Linked DNA regions of Homo sapiens: regions 1 and 3 are each linked to region 2. Evidence: chromatin contacts called from ENCODE Hi-C data. All regions are on one chromosome and are shown on one strand. Each heading gives the region's core, a stretch centred on a gene start or an enhancer-like site at or near the end of the contact. The rest is flanking DNA. Distances are from core to core; before and after follow the strand shown.

Region 1 (4,543 bases), core at 668-3,167, 260 kb before region 2:
ACACCAAGTTAGATGTTAATGTGTTGCATGAAGAGTTTCAGGTAGGTACAGCACTATGTTTTTCATCTTATGCAATAGTCTTTTCAGGGAGAGTCCAAGAATTGGGAAAGCAGTGCTGACATAAGATCATTCACACACAGAATCAAATGATTCTACAGGATGCTTTGTTTCAGGAGGTTAAAAAAAAAGAAAGGATCTTCATTCAGGGCAAAATAAGGCCTTGGCAGCATAAGGACATTCATTAGAGTTACCTGGAAATACCGTGGTAGAGAAGTCTAGAAGGAAGCAAAAGGTTTATACAGCATTACGGCTTAACGTAGTTGCACATATACAGTCATCAGCTTTTACGATGACACTGTGTGGGAGTAGTCAGCTGTTTCCAATCAGAAAAGTGATGCAGTAAGTAAAACTTCAGTGCTAAATCATATTTACTCTTAAAGGTGACCACATATAAAAAGTGTAACAGTTCAGGCCATTACTTTGAAAATTTTACCCTTTTTGTTTGTTTTTAAACCCAACGATTTCTGATGCCAGTAGATGGCACTAGTGGTATATTAACAAGCATAAGTCATTCTTTTGCTCCCGCTTAAAGGGCCGTACTCTTTTATAGAAACACTTAAGCAGCCAAAGAAATTGCTCTGTATAACTGTGGTTTTTCTGTAAAATGAAAAAAATTAGAATAAACTAAAACATCTTTAGGAAGAGAGTCCCATGGAGCTAGTCTGTGCATCCTAAGTCCACAGAACATAGCATTCCTCCTCCTGACTGCACTGTCAGTCACTTTAATCCGACTCTTGCTAATATACTCTGTCTTATGACTGCCACACTGCGCTCCTTGCCAGGAAGAGCAGCGCCTACCAGAACGTATCACATTGAGCCACTGTCCCCAATGTCATAAAAATCAGTGAGACAAAGTAAAACAGAAATTGGAGCCAGAGGAAATAAAACTGTAGAAACCCACTAAAAAATCAACAGTAAAGTTAAGGAGTTATGATTGGGTGACAGAAGAAACCTCAAGGAAGAAAAGTAAATTGAGGTGCTGCTTGGAAAGAAGGAATTACACAGTAGATTAAAGTCAGAGGAAGGAGTTTGAAATACCTGTGAATAGCTGCAAAAAGGTCTTCTGTGGTCCTGGGTCGACTGGGGGTCATTACCTCATCATTCCCGTCTTCCTTGAGGAAGTCACAGGCCTCTGAGGATGAACCGGCTGCGTTGGTCTCCGGCACCCCAGCTACAGAAGAGCAGGCAGGCATACAAGACGCACAAGTGACTGGAATTTCAGTCCTCAGCCAAGCTTCTAAATATGCTGCTTCCCTGCCATTCCCGACAATGTGAGAACCACAGGGAGATGCCGTGGGTCTGTAGTTTGATAGTTTACAAAGAAGGGAGGAAATGACACTAGCCTGAGAGCCAGAGCTCATTCTTTGTTAAAGTATGGAACGCCCATGGCATCTCTCTTAAATTTTGTTGCAACGTTTCTTTGCGCGGCTCTTCGGAAGGGAGGTGTTACCCATTGCTATTTAATACCCAGCCTGCTGCAGATCATCTCCATCCCCCTATTTTCTGCCATGCCTTTAGGTCTAGATTTTAAAAATAATAACAAAATGCAAAGTTGGTAACTTAATCTGTGTTTTAACACAGGAAGCCTACATACTGCTAGCTTTAACAGGAATCTGATCTACCTGGGTTCTTTCCACGTGTGAGCATTCAACAACCCTATCTGGTTCAGCTGCATATGGGCAGAGGGCACAGGAGAGAGAAGCCAGGAAGCCAGACTCACCTGCTCCGTCCTGTTGAGATAGGCAGCTCTCCCCATCGCCCCCAGTATCCGCACTGTTCTCGGCTGGCTCCTCCTGCTTGGGGGCTGGTGAGACATCAGGCTGAACCATGGGGACATTGGCTTCCACTCTGCTGGGAGACATGGATCCTGCAGCTCCTCCCTCAAGAACCGAGGTGCCAGGGTGCGTGGCATGAGAGCCAGCTTGGGCTGCAGAACTCTCTTTTGCCTCCCTGCTGTGCACAGAGCCCTCCTCTCCCGTCGTGGGGCTGGGCACAGCTCGGAGGGCTTCGCTCACGTTCTCTGCGGGCTCCACTGCAAAATCTTTCTGCGGAGGTGGTACCACCAGGAACAGTTTGGGCTTCTTGGAAATGGGGGGTGGCTTCCTGCTGGGTGAAGAGTCTGGGAGTGGGGTGGTGCTGGGGCTGGGCCGAGCCTCTGCCTCCCCAGCGCTTGGAGCTCCAGGGCTGCGGCTCACAGGGCCACCACGCTCAGCCGCACTGCCATGGTCACCCTGACTCGAGCTCTTGGCAGGCGTCGGAAGCGAGCTTGTCACAGAGGCAGGCTGGCTTTCACTCTCCATTTCATTTGTGCTATTTCGGGATTTCAGGAAAGCAGATGGCTTTAAGTGGTACTGTGGAGCAACTGGAGTTCGTTGTTCCTGAGCTGTTCGTTCAGACAACTGTGCCGCCTCAGCGCCTGAGTTCTTTCTCACGGGCCTCAACTGCACCATCTGCAATGCTTCCGTGGTTATCAGGGGCATGGGGGGCCTGCTGGTCTCCTCCTTGGTAGAAGGCGGCCTCAAGGATCCCCGGGAGGATTCTGGCTGGCCAGAATTTGTGAAAGGCGGCCTGGTGTCTTTCATGAATTTGGGGTCAAGAGGTGGGGCAGGTGGGGGTTCCGAGGAAGGTAAGAGAGGTGGGGGCAATGGCAAGGACACAGGTGAATCTGGAAGAATGGGGCTCAGTGCAGGGCGGGGAGGAGAAAGGCACCAATCAGGTGGGGAGCAGAAAGGAATGAGAGCTTCTGGCGGCGGAGGGGGGAACACAGGAGAGTGAGGCAGAGGAGAGCCCTGGGAGCAATCTGTGACAGGAGGTGGGGGAGGAAGGAAAGGAGACCTGTCTGCAGGACAAGGGAATGGAGGAGAGGGAACAGGAGGAGGAGGAGGAGCCGGGGGAGAGCCCACGGCTGGATCCAGCTTCTTCATAGTGCCACTTCCTTCAGTAGAAGTACTAGAAGAAAGAGAAGTGGACGATGAGGAAATGGATACTGAAGATATCAGAGAGGACTTCCTTTCTGGTACCTTGGGCTTGGGCTTCCCCTTCCCGTTTGCTGGTGACACTGATTTTAAAAACACAGGCACAGGGGTGAGTGCTGTGGGTGTATTCGACTGGCTGGAATACCCACTGGATGGAGAAATGACTCTGTGTGACTTCTCTGGTGACATGATCTTTGGTTTGACTGAACCACCGGGCACTTGGGGCATTGTGGCTCTGGACCCTTCTTGGACATGGCGGACTGGCCCGTTCCCAGTGGGCACCCCACTGCTGGTTGAACAGCCCCCTGCCGGGTTCCCCGGATCTTCCTGCATGCCCGTGTAGTCAATGTAATAACCCCAGGGGTCCGTGTACTCTGACTTGACGCTGCTTGTGTCACTCTGCGATGGCGTGGCCCCGCACAGGGAGTAGACATTGGGGGTGGTGGCGGAAGTCATGCTGCTGCCAGCACTAACTGTGCTCTGGCTCCGGGAGCGGGGCAGCCAGGGCTCTTCCAAGTCACTGCAGGGGCTCTGGGAGGGCGAGCTGCCACTCTTGCCTGGGAGGCTCAGCTGCAGCGAGTGCTGGAGTGTGGCGATCAGGCTCTCGTTGAGCACCTGCCCGTTGCACTGGCTGCTCTTCTTGGGAATCCTGCGGAGGGAGTCTGTCCGGGAGGGTGGCAGGGGAGGCTTCTTTGCTTTCTTCAAAGAGATGTTTCTTGATAGGGATTTATCCTGGTAATTGGACCGGTCCCCTTGGTTTTTCTGAGCTCTTCCAACAAAAACATTGATCACGCTGTGCCTGGGGTTCCCAAAGCCATCACTGCTATTGCACAGATTCCCAGATCCATGTCCAGAGTCAGTGTGCACAGATGCACAGTAGCCATCGTGGTCCTCAGAATACAGCGACCCAGCATCCTCTTTGTTGGACGTTTGGTCCAAACTGCAGCTGCTCATGTTACTTGTGGGAGTGGAATAGCCAGGAGTTGCTAAATGCGGCTTCAGGGGGGATGCCCTTCCATTACCTGAGGATTTGTATTCCCAGGGCTCCGAGCTGCTGTGCCCTCCGCCCCCTGAATAACTAGATTCACTCTTGCCATCCACATCTTGGGGGTGGGCTGGGAAGGCCAGGTTGTTTCTACAATTATACGGCATAGCTTGGGACCCATTCTCCCTATTTGCTGGAGCATTTAGAGGGACGGCTGAGTCACAGAGGGACAACAGTGCGGGTTCACCAGGGGAATGAGGGTCTAAGTCCTGTGAAAGAATGGTGGCATGGCCCTCATTCCAGTGGCGACCGGGAGACTGAGGATCACCTTTCACAGCATGCCTGGAGATGAGGTGGTCTCTGGATTTTATCCTTGCATGTGATGAGCCAGAACTTTTACTTTCCCGCTGTCCCGCACTCTGAGCAGTGGGAATAGCGATGACCTCGGAAGAGGAAGACAGTGTGGCATTTGGGATGATGCTGGTGGAGTAGGTTGCATGAGGAGAAACCACACACGCTGGGC
Region 2 (4,751 bases), core at 1,839-4,338:
TTGCAGTGAGCTGAGATCACGCCACTGCACTCCATCCTGGGCGACAGAGTAAGGCTCCATCTCAAAAAAATTAAAATAAAAATAAAAAAATAGAAACAGACTATTTGATCGAGTGTCTATTGATTTCTGCTTAGCAAAGTCTGTTTTGATATTTACAGAGCCAAGATGTAACTATTCACATTGCTGGCTGTTGTCACTATTTTCCATGAGAACTTACTGTGTCAGCAAAATTAATGAAGTCTGACTTTTACAGACAGGAGCAGAGATTGGTGGTTAAGCACTAAACATTAAAGGCAGAAAGTTTACATTTTTATTTTTGTAAAGTAATTGTCTCGATCACTTACATTGGTAGCAGTATTGTATTTTTAGTATTGTATTTTTGTACTTGTACTTAGTATTGTATTTAGTACTGTATTTTTAGTAGGGACGGGGTTTCAACATATTGGCCAGGCTAGTCTTGAGCTCCTGGCCTCAACTGATCCACCTGCCTCAAAAGATCCATCCTCCTTCCTCCCTAAGGTTTTTATAGTTATTCTTCCTGACAGTAAGCACTAAGTCACTAAGTATTAATTCAATTCAAACATCTATTGAGCTATCACATCCAGGCATTGTTCTAAGCTCTAGAAAAACAAAGACTCGGCCATCCTGGACCTCAAAGGTCCTGCTGTCTGGCAGAGGGGTGCAGAAGTCCCCTTGGTAAATGTGGTGATCGAGGTGAACCAATGCCATGGGAACAGCCCCTCAACCTGGGGGTGTCAGGGAAAGAAAGTAGGAGTCTTCAATGAACAGAATAATAACATGCATTCTCCCCAAGGCATGACAAAAAATTATTTTGGATAACTTTCTACCCATGAGATTTTGAGGAATGGCAAACTTGATGAAATACCTCTCAGGATCATTGAGGCCAGCAGGGCCAGCCCACAGGACTAAAATACTGTCTCTGTATTGCAAAGAGTGTTTATACATTTTTTTAAATTGTTCCACTGACATTCTCACATCCTTTCTTATGGTAGAAAGCTATTATTGGTCACTGAAATATGCTGTCCCCAACTGCTAGAGGCTTTTGGTAAACTGCTGGATTCTGTTAATTGCTCCTGGGGAGACTCATTAAATGGTTTATCTGACAAGAAGGGTGGAATTAACGGTCACAGTTATCCTTAGGACTGTTTAAGGAACATATCTAAACTTTGCTCCCCATTTCCACACCTTTTTTTTTTTTGAGACAGTCTCGCTAATTTTTGTATTTTTGGTAGAGACGGGGTTTCGCCATGTTGGCCAGGCTGATCTTGAACTCCTAGCCTCAAATGATCCGCCCACCTTGGTCTCCCAAAGTGCTGGGATTACAGGCATGAGCCACTGTGCCTGGCTCCACACTCTTCTAAAGGGAAGGAACACAGGCAGTGGGACGACAGGCGAGACAATCAGAAGGTTTGGGCTTCAGGCCCGGATGTGTCATTACCCACAGCCTAACCTGGGGTGAATTAACTGCAATGCTGTTGGACTGGATTTCCTCTCTGGGTAAGAATTCACGAAATGGATGGCCTTTACGGTCAATTCCAAGTCTAAAAGTCTAGCCATCCATACTAATGGAGTATGATATTCTGAAGACCTGCCTAAAATGGCAGAACAACTTCAAACTGTAGTTTTTACACAGAAACAAGGTTTGAGGCATTGTTTTAAAAGAATCCTAACAGATGGTAATGCATAGGCATTTCACTGCTTTTAAGCACATAAAAAAGCAAAGTGTGTGAAGGTGAAAGAAACCACAAAAATTAATGTCTTGATAGTCAGCTTTCTTCTCTACATGTACATTTATACTCAGGCATAATTATATTCAATAAAAAGCCTTCTTGCATGATTATTAAAAAAAAAAAAATGGGGCCACGTGTGGTAGCTCACACCTGTAATCCCAGCACTTTGGGAGGTCGAGGCAGGTGGATCGCCTGAGGTTGGGAGTTAAAGACCAGCCTGACAAACATGGCGAAACCCTGTCTCTACTAAAAATACAAAAATTAGCCGGGCGTGGTGGCGGGCGCCTGTAATCCCAGGTACTCTAGAGGCTGAGGCAGGAGGATTGCTTGAACCCAGGAGGCGGAGGGTGCAGTGAGCTGAGATTGCACCACAGCACTCCAGCCTGGAAGACAGGTATGAAATCACAACCACTTAAGATTCAAACAAACTTGTGAAAAGTTTTGAAAAGAGTTATTTCAGTTACTGTAATTAGAACAACCTTAGTTAATATGGAGAATTTGGGGGATTTCTGGCTATGGACAGTAGCCTATTGGGGCATATGTACTAAAGAACAGAGAAAAGTGATACATTTAAATGTAAAACCAAACTAGTAAAGGAAGGAGTTCTTGACCTTCAGGGAGTTTCCTCTTGTTTTTTAATTCCCACAATAGATCAGTTCACCTATCAATCAGATCTCCCTCATCACATTCTTTGTCAAGGGTAAAATTCTGGTTCTCCCACGTACCTACACCCTAGACAGAAAACGCATAGAAGCAACTCGTGATTGCCGCATAGACCATGACATCCTACTAGGACAGTGTATCCTACCATATGCATGAAGTCATCACTCACATTAAGTAGATATATTCTGATTATGTCAACAACCTTATGAGATCACTTTGATTCCTCCCCACTGATTTTTTTTTCTTGGAGGGGGACGCTCTCCCAGGTTGGGAACTGTCCACAATTCATATGAATGTGTTGACGGCACAATCAAAGAGATGAACGCAAAAATGTAAAACTGCCACGAATTAATTATACAACTTGGAGAAAGATGTATTATAGCAAGCAATCTCACTGAAATTAAATAATTGAAAATTTTGAACTCTTAGGCTGTAAGGTAGTTAAAATATAGCTAAGTTTTTCTAGCTAGCTGGAAAACGAGCTATTCGAGATTGCATATGAAGTGATTCTAGGAGAAAAAACTATTTCATCCAGAGCTGCTGAAATCTAGGCGTGTGTTACATCAACATCTCCCCTCCCACCCAGCAATCCATCAACCATCTCCAATTTATTCTTTACACTTAGGATTATGACCAAGTTCACGTACTTAAAAGGGAGAAACCACAGAGACATCACACTGAAAGTTTCTCTGCTTTGGGCCAGCAGGAAATTCCAGTTGCTTCATTCACCGGAGCCAGTTAAGCTGCTGAAATGAAATGGATCACCGGAGAGATCACTATATCAGGACATAGACTTGACTTTCAGGGTTGGAGGAAGCCGGACAAAGATGAATGGGATTCAGAGCCTGAACTCAAGGTCAACGTCTTCTGAATCACAAAGAGCTGGTGGGTCAGTCTGGGAGAAGAAAGAAAATTCTGCGCCAAATGGGAAAACCCTTAAAGTCTGCATAGTTTTGCTTGTCGGTAAGAACACAGGTAGGCGGCGGGAAGAGAGGTGGCAAGCAGCCCCAACGCTCGCCGAGATCCCCAGGGTTTTACAAACGGATCGTCCTGAAGTCTCCAAAACTGTAACTACTATATGCCCAAATTTATATTCTCCCCTGGCTTTTCCAACAGGCTACCTGCCTGTGACAGTTTTCCCACGAACTTGGCTCTCCTCTGTCTACAGCGCCCCGGGGTCTCCCAAACAGACAGACACAGACAGACAGAAGGAGCAGACAAGGGGACTGTCCAATTCCCACCCTCCGCGCCCACTCTCTCGAGGTAGCCAAGACCCTCCAGGAGTCCGAAAGTCACAGAGCGCTCTGCGCCCCTGCCACCTGCCCAGCCTCCCGCTGGGGTCCGGCAGTCCCCACTGGAGACCCCGACATCGCGGGGCTCCGCGGCCCCCGCGCCGACCCAGGGCCGCCAGGGGGCGGGCGGGAGCAGCTCTCCGGGTGCCTCCCCCGCCGGTTCCCCTCCCCCGGCCCGCCGGCCACTCACGGATTTTCACTCGGCGGTGGTCCAGGCGCGCAGCGGCGGCTTGCAGGGCGTCGAGGCGGCGGTGCAGCGCGGCGGTGCGGTGGCCCAGCGCGGCCGCCTGGCCCTCGAGCTCGCCGAAGATGTCCCCGGCGCAGCGCGACAGGTCGGCCAGCTGCGCCAGCAGGCAGCCCAGGGCATGCGAGCTGACCTGCTCCAGCGAGCGGAAGAGTGGCGCGCCCGCAGCCCCGGCCCCCGCCGCCTCGGGCCGGCGCAGCCGCGCGGGCTCCAGGGTCCTCTGGTGGAAGGGCATGGCGGGGGCGGGCCGGCGGCGCGGGATCCCTCAGTCTGCCTCCCGTCGGCGCGGGGCGCCAGCCTGCATCCAACACAAAGGAAGTCCCGGGCAGCGGCGGGGCGCCGAGGGAAGCCTGGCGGCCCCTGCCCGCAGGGGAGAGGCCGGGCGGGCAGGAAGGACGGACGGACGGACGGGCGCGCGGGCGAGCGGGCACCCGGGCGGCGCGGGGCAGGAATGGGGTCCGAGCCGTGGCTGCCTGGCGCCCGGCGGCGTTCCTCCACCCGCAGGGCTTCGCGGGCCGCGCGGCGAGAGGAAGTTCCAGGGGCAGCTCTGGGCGGCGGCGGCCGCGGCGGCGAGGGGAGCCGCGAGTCCCGCTGAAGTTTGCAGGCGGGCAGGAAAGCGCCGGCTGCTCCTTCCCTCCCTCCGGATTGGAGAGGGAGGAGGAAGCGAGGGAAGTGCCGCCGACACCGGGCGAGAGGGAGGGGAGGCGAAAGAAAGGAAAGGGGGAGGAGAAAAGGGCCGGCCCGGGAACCACCTGCGGCTCCCGCGGCTGCCGCGCCCAGCGCCCGCAGCCAGTGGCGGCC
Region 3 (4,187 bases), core at 1,337-3,836, 290 kb before region 2:
TTCTTTAAGGGTGGGAAGTGATGAAAATGTTCTCACCTTGTGATGATGGTTGCCCAGTCCTTGTGATGATGGTTGCCCAGATCTAAAGATCCTAAAAACCATTGACTAGTACACTTTAAATGGGTGAACTATATGGTATATGAATTATATCTTAATAAATCTCTTGGAAAAAATAAAGAATACATCTAACAAAAAAAAATTTAAGGGATATTTATTCCTTTTCCAATTGTTATAATAAAACCAGGTGGAAGAGAATGGTTGTAGCAGTTAGAAAAAAAAAGAATACAAATCTGGGGTTTGGCCATTAAAAGTTATTCATAAAAATGAGAGAAGAAAAGGCAAGAAGAAGTTATTTCACATTACAGACCTCTCCCTGGCCCCAAAGCCTAACATGTGCTTACCGAGTCAAAAAAGAGACACAGTTGATTCACAAGCTGAAGGTTGGAACTTGAATAGAACCCTAGGCAGGGCAGTGCCCCCCTGCCCGGCCCAGGTGCCACTAGGCACAGCACCAGAGTAAAAACTCAACAGCGGGGAGGCCGGACCCTCGAGGTTTGGGAGTTTAAGCACCCAACTTCTGGCTCAGGGATTTGGGGAGTAGGGTAAACAAAACCTACTTGGAAAAGAATTGGGGAAGAAAACCAAAAATTGCCTTCTGCAGGGCTGGGGACAGGGAAGGAGGCAGGGCCAGGGAAAGGCACATTTCATATCACTAATCTAACTTGGGAGGCTGTGGGGGACCGTCTTCAACTGGCCTTACGAGGAAAGCCACATGGCCGATTGGAGAATCCACAGGAGGGAGAGAAGGAAAGGGAATGTAGCTGGTAGGATGCAATAGCCCCTTCCTTTCTGGGCACAGGAGGGCAGCCAGGGCACCAGGTCCAGGCAGTAACCTCACAAGAACAGCAGTTTTTGCAGCTTAGAGATCACCCACCTGGCCCACCCAGCTACTCATTCTGCTCAGCGTGGGCTGGTGTAGGGCCACTCTCCGCCCCGAGGGAGTGGACAGCTCTGTAGCTTGGGGCCCTGCCTCTTCTTCTGAGGCAGTACTGCCTCTGCGCCCTTGGCCTGGGGCTCCTGGCTCTCAGGGGTGGCAACAGCCTTCCCTTCCTGGGCAGCGCCCTTGTCGCTGCAGGCATTGATCTTCCCCCACTCCTGTTCTTCCTCCATAGGTGAGGAGGCAGAAGAGTCACCCCACCCTCCTTCCCATTTCTCTTGAAGGACAAGCTGCTCTTAGAAACCCTTCTTGAAAGATAATTATTTATTTATTTATTTATTTATTTATTTATTTATTTATTTATTTATTTTAGACAGGGTATCACTCTGTTACCCAAGCTAGAGTGCAGTGGCGCAATCTCGGCTCACTGCAGCTTCGACCTCCCCAGGCTCAAGCCGATCCTCCCACCTCAGCCTCCCGAGTAGCTGAGATCACAACCCCAGCACACTCAGCTTTTTTTTTTTTTTTTTTTTTTTTGGAAGGCAGCTATGCTCTCCACTCTACTATCAACGCTATTTTATTGTATTTTTGTAGAGACGGGTTTTCGCCATGTTGCCCAGTCTGGTCTCGAACTCCTGGGCTCAAGCGATCACCCCTGTCTTGGCCTCCCAAAATGAAGGGATTACAGGCGTGAGCCACCGTGCCTGGCCTTGAAAGGCAATTTCGTCTTCTTGGAAGTCTCCTTGCGAGGGAGGGAGCCTCCCCTTTGGCCTCAGCACCCTGGCTAGGGGGTGCTGGCTCCATGGCATTGCCAATGGTCCCGGCTGCCTCTTCTGTTCACAGGGGCCTACTCCCCTTCACCCTTGGGGGATGTCACCATTGCTTTTCACGTGGCCACCCTCCTGTCCGTTGGCTTTCGCGTGGGGAGTGCCTGCTGCCTCTGCGGCGGTCACGTCGCCCCGGAGAGCCTCGGAGCTCTGGCTGCCCACGATGGGAGTCCTCTGGGGGGCGCCGGAGCCGTGCCGGGTCCCCGCCGCAGGGGACAGTAACGCGGAGTCGGCCTGGCCGGCGGAAAGGGGGTGCTGGGGAACAGAGCCGCACCCCACTCGGCTCGGGAAAGCCCTGGTAACCAAAATTCTTGAAAAGCACTAGTGTCTGGCCTCGGCACTAACTCTCCCCGAGTCTCGTTAAGCCTGCGGGGATGACTCAGAGGGTCTGGGGTCCTGTCGGGGAAAAGTTCAGAAACCAGAACAGTTCCAGATTCTCTCCATGTGTCTGTGGTCCCACCACCTCCTCCGCAAGGGACCCTGAAAGCTGTCTGGGACCTAGGACAACTTCTTGGGATGAGTACGGCCATTCGCCCTGGCTGAGCCCCAGGAGTGCGGGCAGGGGCCGCGGGGGTCGGGTCGCCAGCCGCCACCTCCTGCCTTTCTCTGCCTGCGGTGCGCTGGGACACCCTCGAGGCGGCTCAGCGCCCGCGGTTCCCAGCGCGGGCGGGGCCGCGGCAGAGGTTCCCAAACCGGTTGCACAGAAACAGCGCCACCCCCTACTGCCCGCGGGGCCACCTGTGTGTGCCTTTCCTTCAAAAACAAAGGCGGGGCGGGGGCGGAAGTGCCTCAAAAGAAGGCGGGCCGAAGCGAGGTGCGGCTCCCTGTCGCCGCGGAGGGGCGGGGGCAGGACGCGCAACTCCGGCCGGAGCTGTCCGGGGTCGTGAGCCGGCCCCGCCTTGGTGGCGGCGCCCCCTCGCGGTCCAGAGGCAGACGCATCGGGTGGGCTCGGGTCTCCAGCCCGGCCGGGAGGAGGGACCGGGTCTGCGGAGCGGGGACTCGGGGCCTCGGCGGGGCGCGCACACGCAGGCGGGGCGGCCCGGGGTGCGGGGCCTCTGCGCGGCTGACCAGGCTCCCAGAGCGTCAGCGCCGCCCATGGCCGAGCCGCTCCAGCCAGACCCCGGGGCGGCCGAGGACGCGGCGGCCCAAGCTGTGGAGACGCCGGGCTGGAAGGCCCCGGAGGACGCCGGCCCCCAGGTAGGCGCCGACTCGGGAGCGGAGGGGCTGGGCCCGCCTTCCGGCTGATTTGCAGTGAGGCCAGCGGGTCCCATAGAGTTAAGTAAAAAGTACAGTTTTTTAAATGGTCCCAGTCCCTACCCACTATGCTACGCAAACGAGAAACCCCGGTCATTTAGCTCTACCCTCCCCGCTACCCCCAGTGCAGGTCCCATCTCAATTTCTTGTCTTTGCGGGGTGGTGGGGCGGGGAGGAACTGGTTACGTCCCAGAACGCGCGGTGGAACCCTCCGAACCGAGGGGGTGTAATAGATGCTTGTCTGAAAGTGTGAATCGAGTCCCCAGCGTGTGGGGTTGGGGCCGCTGCGGTCCCTAATCGCAAGGAGGGGAACCTCGTGGAGGGGAACCTCCCAGACCTAAGGAGCGGGGACCTCAGGCCGGACCCCGGGGCGGTGCAGCCCCTAGACAGGACGGCTCCAGGTCGACCCGAGATCATGGCACCGGTATTTTTGCATCTCACTCCTACCCTCTTAGAATTGCTTCTCGAAGTTTTCTCTGTTCCACTTTAGCCCGGAAGTTATGAGATCCGACACTATGGACCAGCCAAGTGGGTCAGCACGTCCGTGGAGTCTATGGACTGGGATTCAGCCATCCAGACGGGCTTTACGAAACTGAACAGCTACATTCAAGGCAAAAACGAGAAAGGTAAAAGCAGTTTTCCTTGTAATTATGCATATTGTGAAAGAGTCCCCGGGCTTATTATTGAGTTTTAGCTTATTAAAGAAATATCCTTTATAATGGAAAAATAAGCAAGTCATCAAAGACTTGTCTTGTTTTCAGACAAGACTCCTCAGGACCAGGGTTACACTGGGTATTACTTTTCAACCTCTGTTCTCTGATTTTGCTGGATGAACTGGGGTTTGGTGTAACTCGTGATAAGTCCTTTTCTATGGCTAACACCTCAAGATAATTTGGTGACTGGTAGGATCAGAGACGTCAGGAGGCAAGAAGGTACCAAGATTAGAAGCATCAAGTCATAGCTTTTGGTCTGGCTTTGCTGCTATTTATATTTTAGCAGGTCTCTTAGCCTGTGGGACCTCATTTTCTGAATGGTAAGAAAAAATAATTTACTGACCATGTAATCTCTAATTTCCCCTTTTATCTCTAAAAATTAAGAATTTATTAACCCAGAATATCAGTATTACAGAAAGTGGTTTAATGTGGGCAGTGAGCAATTGAGTAATTTTG

What was found. Hi-C counts contacts between places; a loop is a spot of excess contacts on that map. Pooled maps may share reads with other maps.
Region 1: a map of heart left ventricle shows a loop between it and region 2 (3-fold over the local background). The contact joins the enhancer-like site here to the promoter of NHSL1-AS1 in region 2. A Hi-C loop is called at or near these places in 6 of 168 maps with a recorded cell type or tissue (Caco-2, IMR-90, MCF 10A and 3 more), 2 of 37 single-sample maps with no recorded cell type and 20 of 50 pooled maps.
Region 3: a map of heart left ventricle shows a loop between it and region 2 (1.9-fold over the local background). The contact joins the promoter of HEBP2 here to the promoter of NHSL1-AS1 in region 2. A Hi-C loop is called at or near these places in 3 of 168 maps with a recorded cell type or tissue (MCF 10A, esophagus muscularis mucosa and heart left ventricle) and 13 of 50 pooled maps.

Annotation. Positions count from the first base shown.
Region 1 is chr6:138,428,613-138,433,155 of GRCh38, forward strand. It overlaps NHSL1 (NHS like 1), which reads right to left. Exons shown (of 8, transcript NM_001144060.2): 6 at 1,781-4,543; 7 at 1,099-1,231. Among named protein-coding and RNA genes, the nearest start is that of MIR3145, 4.4 kb to the right of the region's middle. RefSeq lists enhancers at 1,572-2,073, 2,074-2,573. Within about 2 kb of position 1,918, at least 5 of the 41 ENCODE cell types and tissues checked have a DNase peak (open chromatin) inside an H3K27ac peak, as active enhancers do; they include heart left ventricle, where a contact is called at or near this core.
Region 2 is chr6:138,688,580-138,693,330 of GRCh38, forward strand. It overlaps NHSL1-AS1 (NHSL1 antisense RNA 1), which reads left to right and starts at 3,089. Exons shown (of 4, transcript NR_033896.1): 1 at 3,089-3,389. It overlaps LOC124900217 (collagen alpha-1(III) chain), which reads left to right and starts at 4,147. Exons shown (of 2, transcript XM_047419637.1): 1 at 4,147-4,751. The coding sequence starts at 4,184. It also overlaps a transcript of NHSL1 not described here. RefSeq lists an enhancer at 2,484-3,683 and silencers at 3,806-3,855, 3,866-4,215, 4,696-4,751.
Region 3 is chr6:138,401,637-138,405,823 of GRCh38, forward strand. HEBP2 (heme binding protein 2) reads left to right here and starts at 2,587. Exons shown (of 4, transcript NM_014320.3): 1 at 2,587-2,961; 2 at 3,509-3,644. The coding sequence starts at 2,860. It also overlaps the pseudogene MARCKSL1P2. RefSeq lists enhancers at 1,281-1,801, 2,323-2,843 and silencers at 2,003-2,072, 2,203-3,052.